Regions from separate parts of the Homo sapiens genome. Here region 2 is linked to region 1. The links are chromatin contacts, found by Hi-C or POLR2A ChIA-PET in ENCODE. All regions are on one chromosome and are shown on one strand. Each heading gives the region's core, a stretch centred on a gene start or an enhancer-like site at or near the end of the contact. The rest is flanking DNA. Distances are from core to core; before and after follow the strand shown.

Evidence for each region. Hi-C counts contacts between places; a loop is a spot of excess contacts on that map. ChIA-PET counts read pairs that join two places held with the same protein, here RNA polymerase II (POLR2A). Pooled maps may share reads with other maps.
Region 2: a loop to region 1 is called in a map of dorsolateral prefrontal cortex, with 4 times the contacts of the local background. The contact joins the promoter of MPP2 here to the promoter of DUSP3 in region 1. A Hi-C loop is called at or near these places in 1 of 168 maps with a recorded cell type or tissue (dorsolateral prefrontal cortex) and 10 of 50 pooled maps. POLR2A ChIA-PET finds 5 or more read pairs at or near these places in 3 of 52 experiments (A549, A673 and Caco-2).

The regions. Positions count from the first base shown.
Region 1 is chr17:43,774,766-43,781,736 of GRCh38, forward strand. DUSP3 (dual specificity phosphatase 3) reads right to left here and starts at 4,212. Exons shown (of 3, transcript NM_004090.4): 1 at 4,035-4,212; 2 at 1-173. The coding sequence starts at 4,159. CFAP97D1 (CFAP97 domain containing 1) reads left to right here and starts at 5,670. Exons shown (of 6, transcript NM_001136483.3): 1 at 5,670-5,821; 2 at 6,354-6,424. The coding sequence starts at 5,698. RefSeq lists an enhancer at 3,476-3,770 and a silencer at 3,703-4,392.
Region 2 is chr17:43,902,525-43,909,363 of GRCh38, forward strand. It overlaps MPP2 (MAGUK p55 scaffold protein 2), which reads right to left and starts at 5,012. Exons shown (of 13, transcript NM_005374.5): 1 at 4,950-5,012; 2 at 1,906-1,969. The coding sequence starts at 1,936. RefSeq lists an enhancer at 5,022-5,171.

The DNA of each region.
Region 1 (6,971 bases), core at 2,962-5,461:
CGCTGAGGTTGAACTCCTGTGTGTCGTTGGCCTTGATGCCCAGGTATGTGATGCCGGAGTCCTTGTAGAAGTTGGCATTGGTGTTGACGTGCATGAAGGACCTGCCCTCAGCCGCGTTCAGCACATGGGTGATGCCTAGTTTCTGCAGCTTGGGGATGTCCTGAGCCACAGACCTGGACAGGAGACAGTGGTGGGGATGATTAACCAACCAAATGGCAGCCCCAGGGGGAGGAAGATGGAGAAGGATTTAAGCCTCTTAGCAAAGCAAGGAAACCCTCCATGCTCTGGCCCCTGCCAGCTTCTCCTGCCTCATCTTATGACCTCTTCCCTCACTCTGGCCATATCGAATTGCCAGCAGCTTCCCCAAATAGACTGGTGGTTTCATAGCCATGCTGTCCCCTCTGTCTGGAATGCTCTTTCCCACCTTCTCTGGAGAAATGCGCCCTCTCATCTTTCACACCCTCCGCAGTGTTTGTCTCCCCTCCATTCCATTTGGCCCCATGCTCCCTAAGCTGTGGTGGGGGTGTACATAGCCAACTGGTTACAGATGGGCTCTGGAACCAGACTAACTGGGTCTGCATCCTGCCCAGGTACTAGCCAGGCAACCTTAAGCAAGCCATTTAACCTTTCTGTGCCTCAGTTTCCCTCTCTGTAAAATGGGGATAACAGTGCCTTCTCCTTGAGGTTGTTATGAGTATTAAATGGGCTATTCCATTGACAGAGCTGGACACGGTAGTGAGCACTATGATTCTAATGCTTGATTGTGCTTCTGTGTTTAGACATCCAGACTGTGAGCTCCTTGAGAGAGGAACCATGTCTGCTTTAAGTCTGTTTCCCCACCATCTGCTATAGTACCTGCTACATAGTAGGTGCTGAATAAATAAGCGGTGAATGAGTGCAAAAGAATAAATTTGTCACGTACCAGGCAGCCCCCTCCCTGCCCCCAGAGGGATCCTACCTGCCACATTCCACTGGCTACGTTTCCAAAGCTCTTTTGGGTGATTTAGTACTTGGGGAGTAAGTGGCCCCAACAGAACTATGGGAGGTTACAAAATAATTTATCTAAGGTCGGGTGCAGTGGCTCACACCTGTAATCCCAGCACTCTGGGAAGCCGAGGCAGGTGGATCACCTGTCAGGAGTTCGGGACCAGCCTGGCCAACATGGTGAAACCCCGTCTCTACTAAAAATACAAAAGTGAGCCGGGTGTGGTGGTACATGCCTGTAATCCCAGCTACTCTGGGATTACAGAGGCTGAGACAGGAGAATCACTTGAACCCGGGAGGTGGAGGTTGCAGTGTGCTGAGATTGTGCTATTGCACTCTAGCCTGGGTGACAGAGTGAGACTCCGTCTCGAAAAATAAAATAAAATAAAATAAAAATAATAATTGGTCTGAATGGTGAAAAGGCCCCTTTATTTCATCTCACAAAACATCCCAGTCCAAATAGCAGTTTATACTTTATAAAATGCCACCTCCTGTGTGATCTTGCTTGCCCACTGCGAGCAGCCCTGTGAGGAACAAGGATGGCAATATCCCTGCTTAACAGAGCTTGAACTCAGGCCCAACAGGATGAGCAGAGGGATGGGCACAGGCCCCGTGTGCTGCTGGTGGCAGATCTGGGAGAAGACCTCCTTTCTCCCGACATCCAGCCCTGCTCTATCTTCCACCTCACTCTGCCCCTCATGCCCACATCTGCTGCAAAACCCCCAAGGCCTGGCACATGTGGCTCACACAGGCTCTGGCTCTGCCTTGTGAGGACGTGGCTGCGGCCCTGATTTTGTTAAGGGAATGGAGCCCAAATCCTCTTGGTGCTTGGTGCTCACTGATCCTCCCTGTTGAGGAACCCCCACACCCCTGGCCAAGTCAAGGTCAGAGGTGCTTAGAGGGCAAGGGATGTATTTTCTACAGTGGCCATCAGCAATTGCCACTCTGGCTACACCAGACGTGTACAACCTTGGTTTCCACTTGGGAAGTGATGACAGCTGAATGGCCAACCTGCCCAAGCAAGCGGGATTCCTGAGGCTAACAAGGCCTGCTTGCTGCTTGGTGCAAGAGGAAGGGTGTCTCTAGAGCTTTCCAATTCCTGAAGCCTTTGGCTGACACTGTGGGACTCTGTTTATTCCTGCTTAGGACACCGCGCAAGACTGTGAAGCAGTGGCTGATAGAAAAAAACACTTTGAAGAGTCACTCCCATTCATCTCCCTTCTCTAATACTTTTTTTTTTTGAGATGGAGTTTCGCTCTTGTTGCCCAGTTGGAGTGCAACGGTACGATCTTGGCTCACTGTAACCTCCACCTCCCGTGTTCAAACGATTCTCCTGCCTCAGCCTCCGGAGTAGCTGGGATCACAGGCGCCAGGCACCATGCCCAGCTAATTTTTGTATTTTTAGTAGAGACAGGGTTTCACCATGTTGGTCAGGCTGGTCTCGAACTGCTGACCTCAGGTGACCCACCCGCCTCGGCCTCCCAAAGTGCTGGGATTACAGGCGTGAGCCATCGTGCCAGGCCTCTAATACTATTAATAATTCAACATTCAAAAAATTTACAATTATCATTATTACTATCTCTACTATGAATGAACATTGTACAGTGCCTGACATAAAGCAGGTGCTCAGACTGGTGAATGAATGATGGAATGGATGAGAACTGTCCCCATGAGGCTGGGGCCTGATGGACCCCTTCTAGTTCCATGATGACCCCCATTTCCGTGGCAGTCCTTGGCAGGCTAAACAGCAGGTCATAGCGGAGGTCAGGAAATACATACATGAACAAGACATTGACCCTGTCCTTGTAGTCCCTCACACACTCTGAGCCACCATTTCCTCCTCTGTAAAATGGGAGGAGGGTTAGTTTTGAGTTTTCAACATGCCATCCTTGGGCTGAGCCATGAAGCTTAGGATTTTGGTAACTGGGTCCTCAGAGTATCGTGAAAATCCAACTTGAGGCTTTCCAAGGCTGTACAGGCATGCTAATATATTCTTTCTTGAGGCTCCTATTTCACATCTCAGAATGTTAACACTGGTTCTTTCCTGCTGATTAGACATTCTTACTAGAAAAAAAATTTAAAATTTAAATTAAAAAAAATCTCTTACTGTCCGGGTGCGGTGGCTCACGCCTGTAATCCCAGCACTTTTGGAGGCCGAGGTGGGCGGATCATGAGGTCAGGAGTTTGAGACCAGCCTGGCCAAGAGACCAGCCTGGCCAATATGGTGAAACCCCGTCTCTACTAAAAATACAAAAAGTAGCCAGGCGTGGTGGCGGGCGCCTGTAATCCCAGCTACTCGGGAGGCTGAGGCAGGAGAATTGCTTGAACCCAGGAGGCAGAGGTTGCAGTGAGCCGAGATCTCGCCATTGCACTCCAGCCTGGGTGACAGAGCCTGGGGGTGAAAGGTCAAGAGCCTTTTCTAGGTGGTGGCTCAGGTCCTTAGGGGGGTTATCACTGGACCGTTCTAGAATCTCCTGTAAATCAAATCACATCTGGAAGGTGGGGGCCTGGAAATCCCGGCCCAGCTCCCCGGACTCGCTCATTTGGGGTGTTTAGGTTCCCTGATCCGGGACTGCCGGGCCGGGAAAATTCCATGCCCGAATTGTGACGTCGGCCCGTTGCCATGGCGGCGAAGGCAGACATTCCGCGGTGACCTCACTGCAGAACCAGGCAGCTGTCACATGACGCGCGGGCAGGAGACCGGCCGGGCGACCGAGGGTCACCTGTTAAGTGAACATGGTAGCCCCGACCCCGCCCAAGGCCAAGCCCCAAGCGGGTGGCGGCTGGGACCCGGGCAGGCGCCACCCGGGCTCCGTGCACCCCGCCACGGGGAAGGGCCGCGCCCGGCCAGGCAGGGTTCCAGTTCCTTGGCCCCACGCGCGGGGGTAGGCGTCGACTCCAGGCCCCTCCCAAGCCCCCGCTGTGGCTCCCGGAGGGGCCATCGCGCCCGGGCTCCCCCAACCCAAGACTCGCGACACCCCGACCCCAGCCTCGGGTGGGCGGGGCGTCCCGAGAGGGACGGCGGGGCCGGGCTCGCGAAAGGGACTCACGCGTTGCCCACGTAGATCCGCGGGGTGACCTCGTTGCAGGGCTGGCTCGGGAGGCTGTAGCAGCCGCTGCCGTCCGAGAGCAGGTCGTTGAGATCCTGCACCGAGAGCTCGAACGAGCCCGACATGGCGGCGGCGGGGCCCTGCACGCCCGGCAGGAGCAAGCGAGGCGGAGAGCGGCGGATCAGCTGGGCGGGGGCTCGCGCCGGGAGCCGCCCCGTCCCGCCCCTGGGGCGGGCCCGCCGGGCTCCGGGAGCTGCGGAGCGCGGGCGCCGTGACGCGGGGGCCCCGCGCGCCACTCCTGGGCGCGTCCCGGGGGGAAGACGCCACCGCCCTGGAGTCTCAGGGGTCCTCGCCCCATCCCGGTCCAGGCCGTTTGTGTATCTTTGTAAACTGGCAAGCGCGGTAACTTCCTTCCCTGAATTAAATGCAGGGCCCAATAAACATTTCGTGGCGGAGGTACACCTAGGGGTCGCTTCAGTCTTTCATGATTACAGGGACCGCCGGGTTCGGCTCGTGAGCGGCTCCCTGCAGTGGAGGCACCACCCGGGCGCTTGACAGAATCCCCGCCCCAGCCCAGCCCTGCTGGATCAGAGTGGACATTTTACGGACCCCAGGAGGTCCCTACGGTCAAAGTCTGAGAAGCCCTACTCTGGGGCGCATCTGCTTTCAACATTCATTGAGAGTCATCGTCGTGCTTAAAAGCAGTCAGGTTTGGAATTCTGAGGAATTACTTAACCTGAGCCTGTTTGCAGGGAAAAAAAAAAAAAGCGGGATAGTAATGGTACCTAATTCTAGGGTTGCTGGAAGGGTTAAATGTGACATTCAAAGAAGGCACCCAGCACTGCATGGCGAGCACTCAATAGGTGTTAGTCCTTCATCAACAAATGCGTTGAGCACCCAGTGGGTGCTATACCCTGTGCTGGGGTGGAGATAAATCAGACTCCTGCAGCCCTTCCTGGAGCAGATGCCAGCCCACCATAAGCCACTCAGCATTTCCTGAACTCCCACTAAGTACAAAAGATAGTCTCTGTACTGGAGGAAAGCTGCCCTCCCCTACTGCCATGAAAAACTGGCAGTTTCCTTCCTGCAAAAGGGCAAATTTGGCCTTGAATTCAGGAACCCCACATCCTGAGCCCAGCCCTGCCACCAACTTGGTTCTTGAGTAACGTTGCTGCTGCTGTGGTCTTCAGTTTCCTCATTTGCAAAAGGAATTGGATCCGATTATCATTAGGGTCAACTTTCTCCTCCTCCAAAACTTGTGGTCTTGCACCTTCAGGGGAGCTATTGCAGTGGAGACTACTTAGCTGATAGCCCAAGATGTGTAACCAAGGCTGGAATTTCTGTATCCCTCACCCCACCCCGTGCCTGCCCACCCCTCCCGGTGCACCACTTCTTTCCTTCTGGTGTTGGCTGGCAGCATCTGCATTCTAAGCAGCGGGGAAAGCTTTCGAGTTCCTTGACCTTCATCTTGACTTGAGCCGAGGTTAGCATTAAAAACACAAGCCCAGAGGCAGCCAGCCATGCTCTGCTGCTCCTACTCCCTTCCCGGGACCTGTCCCTGATGTCATAACTGGGTAACTATGACAGCTTGTCATGGGGACAGCTAGGCACCTCACAGAGGAGTCTGGGTACCTCATTTCTGAAGTGAGACTAGGAAGAGAAGATGAACAATTCCCTGGATTATCTGGCCTACCCTGTTATCGTCTCTAATCACAGGCAAAGCACAACCTTCAGAAAGAAACTGGACTTTGGCCACTACGTATCTCACAAGAATAGAATACAAATAGGTATGTGGGCAGTTTGGGCTGGACACTGCTATTAGGGATTTTGGAATGGTACCCCATAAAGAGATCAACAGGAAACCAGACCAGGTCACAGCTTTGGGATGATATGGCCTTATCTGCTGAGTTTGGGGAAGAGGGCATTAGCACCAATAACAAAATGTATCTTCCACCAGGGAGTTCACTGGATGGAAATACTCCTTTAAACTCCTTAAAGCCGAAGTACGTTAGAAAGGGGATAAGACTTCAGAAGCCAATAGACAGGCTAATAATATTGGAAAAAGATTGGAAGAGAAGCTCTTTCATTGGATTAGAAGGACATTTATCTCTGTAAATTTTATTTTCACTATTCTTTTGTTTCTGCTCAAAACTCTCCAGAGATGTTCATTTGATAAATCAAACCAAACTTCTTGAGTCGCATTAAGGTCCTAATTCGAAATTGTTCATTAGTCAAGGACATTGTCTAGTGCTGGTTTTCTGAGGCCGCTACTGGAATTCCTGTGATGTAACATTGTTCCCTTTTATCCCCCTTCTCTAGCGAAGCCTACTGTTGATACCAAACCTCCAGTGGCGCACACAAATCACATTTTAAAATTGAGCAAACTACAGGTATTTGTTCTTGCTGCTTGCAGATGTGCAGATGTATTTTATTGACTTCCAGTCTGTTTCCTAAAGAGGTTCAATTTCCCAGAGCCTTCTAAATACCCATCTACTCAAAGATTTGTTAATACTCCTCCTCCCCACGCGTCACCCCCAGTCGTTTTTTTCCCCCCTGATACGGAGTCTCGCTCTGTTGCCTAGGCTGGAGTGCACAATCTCGGCTCACTGCAACCTCCGCCTCCCAGATTCAAGCAATTCTCCCGCCTCAGCCTCCAGAGTAGCTGGGATTACAGGCATGTGGCACCATGCCCAGCTAATTTTTCATATTTTTAGTAGAGACAGGGGTTCACCATGTTGGCCAGGATGGTCTTAGTCTCATTACCTCCCGCCTGCCTCGGCCTCCCAAAGTGCTGGGATTACAGGCGTGAGCCACCGTGCCCGGCCGCCCAGTCTTTTAAGTTCTGCTTCCAGTCTCCACTGTGGCCCTCAATGCACCCCTTTCCCACGATCTCAGAGGAGGGGAACACTAAGTCATTGTGTGTTGGGGCAGTGCACT
Region 2 (6,839 bases), core at 3,762-6,261, 130 kb after region 1:
ATGGGGGACTGAGCCCTCTGATGCTGCAGAAGCTGGGGACATTGGTGCCATCCCTCCACTGCAAGGAGAAGAGGCCTTTCCTGGACAAGTGTACCACAGTTTAGGCCCTGGCTCACTCCCTTCACTTTCTCGGAGAGGAGGCACAGAGGAATCATTCTACCCAAAGTGGCAGCCCTGGAACCTCTGGCAGAGGCAGTAGTGGGGCCTAGAGCAAGGGAAGGAGCTGCATGGGAGGGAGGCATCCAGGCAGGGGGAAGTTCAGACAACTCAGAGCAGAACCATAGCAGTTCCCAGCTGCCCGGGCCTCAGAGGGCCTCTAGCACAGGGAACTTAACCTTCTGGGGTCCTGCGTGCACTACGGGAATCCATGATCCCCTAGAGTAGAATATACCTTTTGTGCATGGATGTATATGTCTACGATGAGGGCTCACTGCTGTCACCAGATTCTAAGTGACTCAGGACCAATAAAATTAAGAACAGGCCAGGTGTGGTGGCTCATGCCTGTAATCCCAGCACTTTGGGAGGCCAAGGCAGGTGGATCACCTGAGGTCAGGACAGCCTGGCCAACATGGTGAAACCCAGTCTCTACAAAAATACAAAAATTAGCTGGGCATGATAGCAGGTGCCTGTAATCCCAGCTACTTGGGAGGCTGAGGCAGGAGAATCACTTGAACCTGGGAGGTGAAGGTTGCAGTGAGCCGAGATCCCACCACTGCCCTCCAGCCTGGGCAACAGAGGGAGACTCCATCTCAAAAAAAAAAAAAAAGAAAAAGAAAAAAGTTAAGAACACTGATCTTGTCCCATCATCTCATCTTAGGGAAATCTCAGGTCTTCAAAAGGAGGTGACTGTTTCAAGGACACAGGGTTAATGCCAAAATAACAACTCAGGCCAGGCACAGTGGTTCACACCTGTAATCCCAGTAGTTTGGGAGGTCGAGGCGGGTGGAGTACTTGAGCTCAGGAGTTTGAGACCAGCATGGGCAACATTTTTGTCTTTACGAAAAATACAAAAATTAGCTGGGCATGGTGGTGCACACCTGTAGTCCCAGCTACTTGGGAGGCTGAGGTGGGAGAATGACTTGAGGCTGGTAGGCAGAGGTTGCAGTGAGCCAAGCTTGCGCCACTGCACTCCAGCCTAGGCTAAAGAGCCAGAACTTGTCTCAAAAACAACAACAACAACTTGGTGGCAGCGGCAGCAACAGCAGCATAATAATTATGACTATTCCTAAAAGTAATGTGCTCTCCCATTACAGCCTTTGCGTCTCACAGCAGCCTCTTTACAGAAGAAGAAATGCGAGCTCCAAGAGGTTAAGCAGTTTGCCACTGAGGCTTTGCTAGTTTGTCTGAGTGGCCCACTCCCTTGTCCTAATGCCTCCTACAGAGCCACGTCCAGGTATCCTAACCTGGTATTCTTGTTCCTTCACTCACAGCTTCCTGGTCCCCAGTACCCCCTGTCCACCTCTGGCACATGCTGGCCTAGTGGGCAGCGATTATGGACTTCTCAGCCCCAGGCTGTGCTGCTGTAATCCCTCCACCCCCAAGCCATTCTCCAAGGCCCAGCTCCGGGGCCACCTCCTGAAGGCCTGGTCCTATGCCACTGCCCTCCAGCAATAGTACGGGTCACCTCTGGAGCATGCATCCCCTGCCCTCCACGGAGGTGAGTTGTGCTCCAGCCCTACACTGGAGCAGGTATGGGTCTTATTCTTTCTCTTCTCCGTTCCAGCACAGGAACCCACACAGAGGAGATGGCCACAGCAGCTGCCAGAAGGAATGGCTGAGTGGTAGGGTGGACAGCAGTGGAGCCAGTTGGTTCTTATCTGGAGCTGTGCAAGTGCCCACCCCTAAGTCCTCGCCTGGCACCCTCTGAACCACTGAAATAAGCTAACATCCTCACCCCCTTCTTACCAGTTTCAGAGTTGGTGGCGGCAACCGGCATGGTGAAGGAGGCAAGGGCTCTGAAACGTCTCTCCTGGAGAGGGGAGAGAGGAGGATGAGCAGATACAAGGGCAAAGCAATGGGGAAGGGAATAGGAAGAGCCTCCCCTTCAGGACGAGCCAGAAAGGTAGGGGAGAAGGTGCTGCCCAGAAAGTGGGGGTTGGAGAACAACAATGATTCCAACGGTCCTGGGAAGCAGGAAGAGCAGGTATTACTCGCCTATTTCTCTGAGGAGGAGGAGACCAGGGAGGATAAGGGAGGTTAACTGATTTGCCCAAGTTCACAAAGCTAATAAGGAGAGCTAAAATGAAAATCCAGGTTTTATGACTCAAAAATAAGTATATAAATAAAGTGTTTCTTCCTGTTGTATTTTTTGTTTGTTTGTTTTTTGAAGAGGAAACAAGTAGAATTTTTAGAGGGTAAGACTATAATTTGGCTGAGCAAGGTGGCTCACGCCTATAATCCCAGCACTTTAGGAGGCTGAGGCAGGAGAATCACCTGAGCCCAGGAGTTTGAGACCCACCTGGGCAACATGGCGAGACCCCCATCTCTACAAAAAAATTAAAAATTATCCAGGTGTGGTGGTGCATGCCTATGATCCCAGCTACTTGTGGGGCTGAGGCAGGGGGATCTCTTGAGCCCAGGAGGTCGAGGCTACGGTAAGCCATGATTGCGCCACTGCACTCCAGCCTGGGCAACAGAGCAAGAACCTGTCTTAAAAAAAAAAAGTCATTTAAAAAATAATAAAAGAGTCCAGAATTTGAGCCAAAGTAGAAAACATGAGTACTCCTAGACTGCAGGTTCCCTGAGAGTCAGAACCACATTGATTTTATTTGCTTCTGGAACCTAGGCCTACCAAAGCGCCGATGTTCCACATTTATCTGGGGGGCTGACAGAGTGATATCTACCTCTCCACGGCCCCTCTGGCTGGCTCTCTCTCCTCTCTCCCTTTCTTAGCTCAGAGCTGGCACAAGGAGACCAAGTGCTCTGGGCAGAACCAAGCATGGAGTCTACAGCCCCAGTTTCCATTCCAGGGCCTCCCCAGGCTAGGAGTGGCTCCCTCGTTCTCCCAGGAGAGGGCAGGGGGTTACCCCCCACCCTTCTTCCCTTTGCCTTCCTGGGCATGTGCTGCTGGATAAAACCCTAATTCCCAGTTGCCATGACAACAGGAGGCAGTGGCTCACAGCAGGGGTGGGGAGTGGGGGGAAGCATCTGGCAGTGCCCACTTTAGGACTGAATGCCTGCTGAGTCCTGGGGGTGGGGGAACCACGGCAACTCCACCTCCCCCCAAAAGAGGATTCTTCCCAGAGGACTAGTACCTGATTTCAATAAAACCCTCTCTGCTCCCATTCCCTTCTCAGGCCTGAGCTGGTCACCTGAGCTCAGGTGACAGAAATTACAAAAGTGAGGGGGATGGTTCCCTTTCCTCCCAGCTCTGCCGCTGAGGACATGGAATAAAGGTGCTTTCAGGGAGAGGAAGGGCACCCCTATTCAGGCTACACCCAGGCTGGAAGAAATGCCCAGGATCCACTGTGCTGGCCCGTGCCCCTGGTGCCAATCTCTACTCCTAGAGAGCAGGGAGGAGGGATCCCTTCCCTCCCCCTCCCAGGCCTTGATGACCTGGAGCCTTCTCCTGGCTGGCGCTGCTCTCCCTCACAGGGTCAGAGAAGGGACTCCAGAAGTCCTCCTTCCCTAGAGCGTGGAGGGCGGGAAAAGGCAGGGAGGATCCTGTATGAAATCCCTGCGCTCGGAAGTCTTGCCCAGCCTGCCTGGGTTTTCTCCCGGGGAATCGGTTCCCAGAGCATCGGCTGGCTTTGCTCCCCCACGCCCGTCCAAGCCTCTGAGAGGGCGGGGCCTGGCTGTGTCCACAGGAGAACGGCAGTGCCAGGCAAGCTAGCCTGGCTCCGTGCCAAGGTCCTGCACCCAGACATCTGGGAACCTGCACCTCGGCTTCCAAAAGCCTGGGCCCAGATGCCCTCTCAGCTCTGCCTCCGAGATATCCACATCACCCATAGTGTCCGCAGGCGAGCGGACCAGCAGTGAAAGGGAGAGGTTTCTTCCAACCTCCCACCCATCCCTCCATCCATACACATACAAAGAGGTGCGGAGAAGAAAGGTCTGACAAAGGCGCTTTGGAGAGCGAGAGGTCGCGGGGAGGTCTGGACAGAACTGAGGGCCAGAGGATGGGGTCGAAAGGCCAGGCGGACGTGCATGCTTGGACCATCAGATCACCCCTGCCCCAACGGACCCAGCCCTAACACCCTGGGCGCTAGGACCTGGGGGAGGGGGGCGTGTTGTGAGCCATCAAAGAAGGCTCTCTACGTGCGCGCCCGCCGGAGACCAGGGATGAGGTCACTAAATGACTGCCCCGGCCAACCCCCACCCCGTCTTTATCCGCACCGCCCCCCCCTTAATTGACCTAACTTTCTAACCCTAGCTCTTCGCTTCTGGCACCGGTCCCCTCCCAAGTCTCCAGACCCTAACCCTGGCTCCCGACCCGCCCCGCTACAGCTTGGGAAGCGGGAGAAGCAGCGCGCGCCCTTCTGCGGACCCCCTCCCAGGGAAGATTGTGGTGTTAGCTGCCTAGGGGGACCAGGGGGCCACCGGGACCCAGCGCAACCTCTGTCTCGCTCCCCAACCCCCGGAAGCGCTAACAGCACGGTTCTTACGTAATGCCGGGCTTCTAAGTACCCCCAACCCGCACAGCCCCCGGGGAGGCCGCGCAGATACCGGGGCCCCTCACAGCTCACCACCTTGGTGCCTGAAGCCACTTTGGAGCCCCTACCGCAGGGGCGGGGACCAGTGTCAATGGGCAGCGGGGCTTGGTTCTCCCAACCAGCACCCCAGAAAGAGGGCCCAGGGGCGGGGGCGGGTGGACAGGGAGGGAACGGGCCTGGGTGAAAGGGGCCTGTGGAGTTTAAACCCAGTGAATAGGGTCCTAAGTGCCGTGTCAGGACGAAAAGAAGGCGGAGGTCTTGGGATAGGAGCTGGCCCGGGGGCCGGGGGACGCCTACCTGCGCCCCGGGAAGCCCCTAGCTCCGGGCGGCTCCAGCGCAGCCGGGCGCTCAGCGTTTATTGCTTGTCAATCGCTAGCCCGGCTCTTAAAGCGGCAAGGCCTCTCCGCGAGGGGGCGGAGGTCCGGAGGAGAGGGGAGGTGAGGAGAACGCGGAGGCCGGCACAACTCGGAGGAAGTAGTCTTTCCCAGCAGCTGGTACGGGGGCAGCCAGGTAGTGGTTTGGGAGACACCGCACAGACCACGACGCCCTGCTGGAGTCCCACTGGGAAGGGTTAGGGAGGCAGGACTGGTACCAGTACCCGCTGGTGCCCCTCGGCTCCCAAGGATCCCTTAAAGGGGCGATGGTAAAAGTGCCTAATGAGACCGGCTTGATTACTCCGCCCACCCATCTTGGCTTAGACCGGCGTTCTAGTTCCAGGCGTGCCTCACTTTTCCTCGTTATCCTGCTTCCATATTGAGAAAAAGAATAGGAGGACTTCAGAGAGACTCCCAGGAAGCAGGATACCAGCCCCAGAAGGCCTCGGGATCAGGGGCAGCTTTTTAAGGACTCAGAGGGTGGATATCCGGATTCCAGACTTTCCAGAAATTTTGCAAAAAAGAGGAAATGTCTTCCTGAAAGGATTCGAGAGCCTCTTTTAGGTCTAGGTGAGGGAGGCCTGGTCCATTTTCCTGCCTATGGAATAAAGAAGTAACTGGCTAGCCTTCCTCAGAGTCCCAGCCCAAAAAGTAAATAAAGGGTTAAACCCACTGGCCCGCCTTCGCCCAGCCTCCGGCTCCACCCCACATCTGCTAGTAAAAGATGCTGGGCCTCCAAATACGGGAGGCTCTGTGCAGTGCGACTAGCATTTGGGGCCAGCTACGCTACTTCTCCGACCTCGGCGTTCAGCCACCCCGTCCAGTTGCCCTGAACAAAATGTGAGAGTCATCCCTTTTCCTTGCTAACTGGATTCCTAAGATCATAAATGGACTGCATCTTTGGCCGGGCGCGGTGGCTCACTCCCATAATCCCAACACTTTGGGAGTCGGAGGCGGGAGCATCGGTTGAGCCTAGGAGTTCGAGACTAGCCCAAGCAACATAGTGAAACCCCATCGCTACAAAAAATAAAATAAACAAAATTAGCTGGGCGTGGTAGCGCGCGCCTGTAGTCCCAGCTACTTGGGAAGCTGAGGCTGCAGTGAGCCGAGATTGCAACACCGCACTCCAGCCTGGGCAACAGAGTGAGACCCTGTCTCAAAAGAAACAAAAAGAAAAGAAATGGATTACATTCTGGAAACTTGCTTGGAAATCTCAGAAATGGGAATCTATCCCGAAAGCAGGGGACTGGTCCCTGGGTTCCAAGACTCAGCTCTCCCCTGAGTTCCAAGGGTATAAGTTTGGATATAGGAAAAAGCCACAGAGGCGGCCGAACTGCTGAAAACCACATTGTTTAGGTGACCCAGGCTTTTACTGAGAGAAGAAAGCCATCGAACCCAGATAGCTTTGACAGGAATTGCAGGCTTTGGTCTCTAAACAAAGAGGGTTCTTGGAGCGCATTGCTTGCAGCTCTTTCCTCTATCTGCAAGCTAGAAAATCCTTCTTCTTCTTCTTCTTTTTTATTTTTATTTTTTGAGACGGAGTTTCGCTCTTGTTGCCCAGGCTGGGGTGCAATGGCATGATCTCGGCTCGTCGCAACCTCTGCCTCCCGGGTTCAAGCAATTCTCCTGCCTCAGCTTCCCGAGTAGCTGGGATTACAGGTATGCGCCACCATGCCTGGCTAATTTTGTATTTTTAGTAGAGACAGGGTTTCTCCATGTTGGTCAGGCTGGTCTCGAACTCCTGACCTCAGGTGATCTGCCCACCTCAGCCTCCCAAAGTGCTGGGATTGCAGGCATGAGCCACTGCACCCGG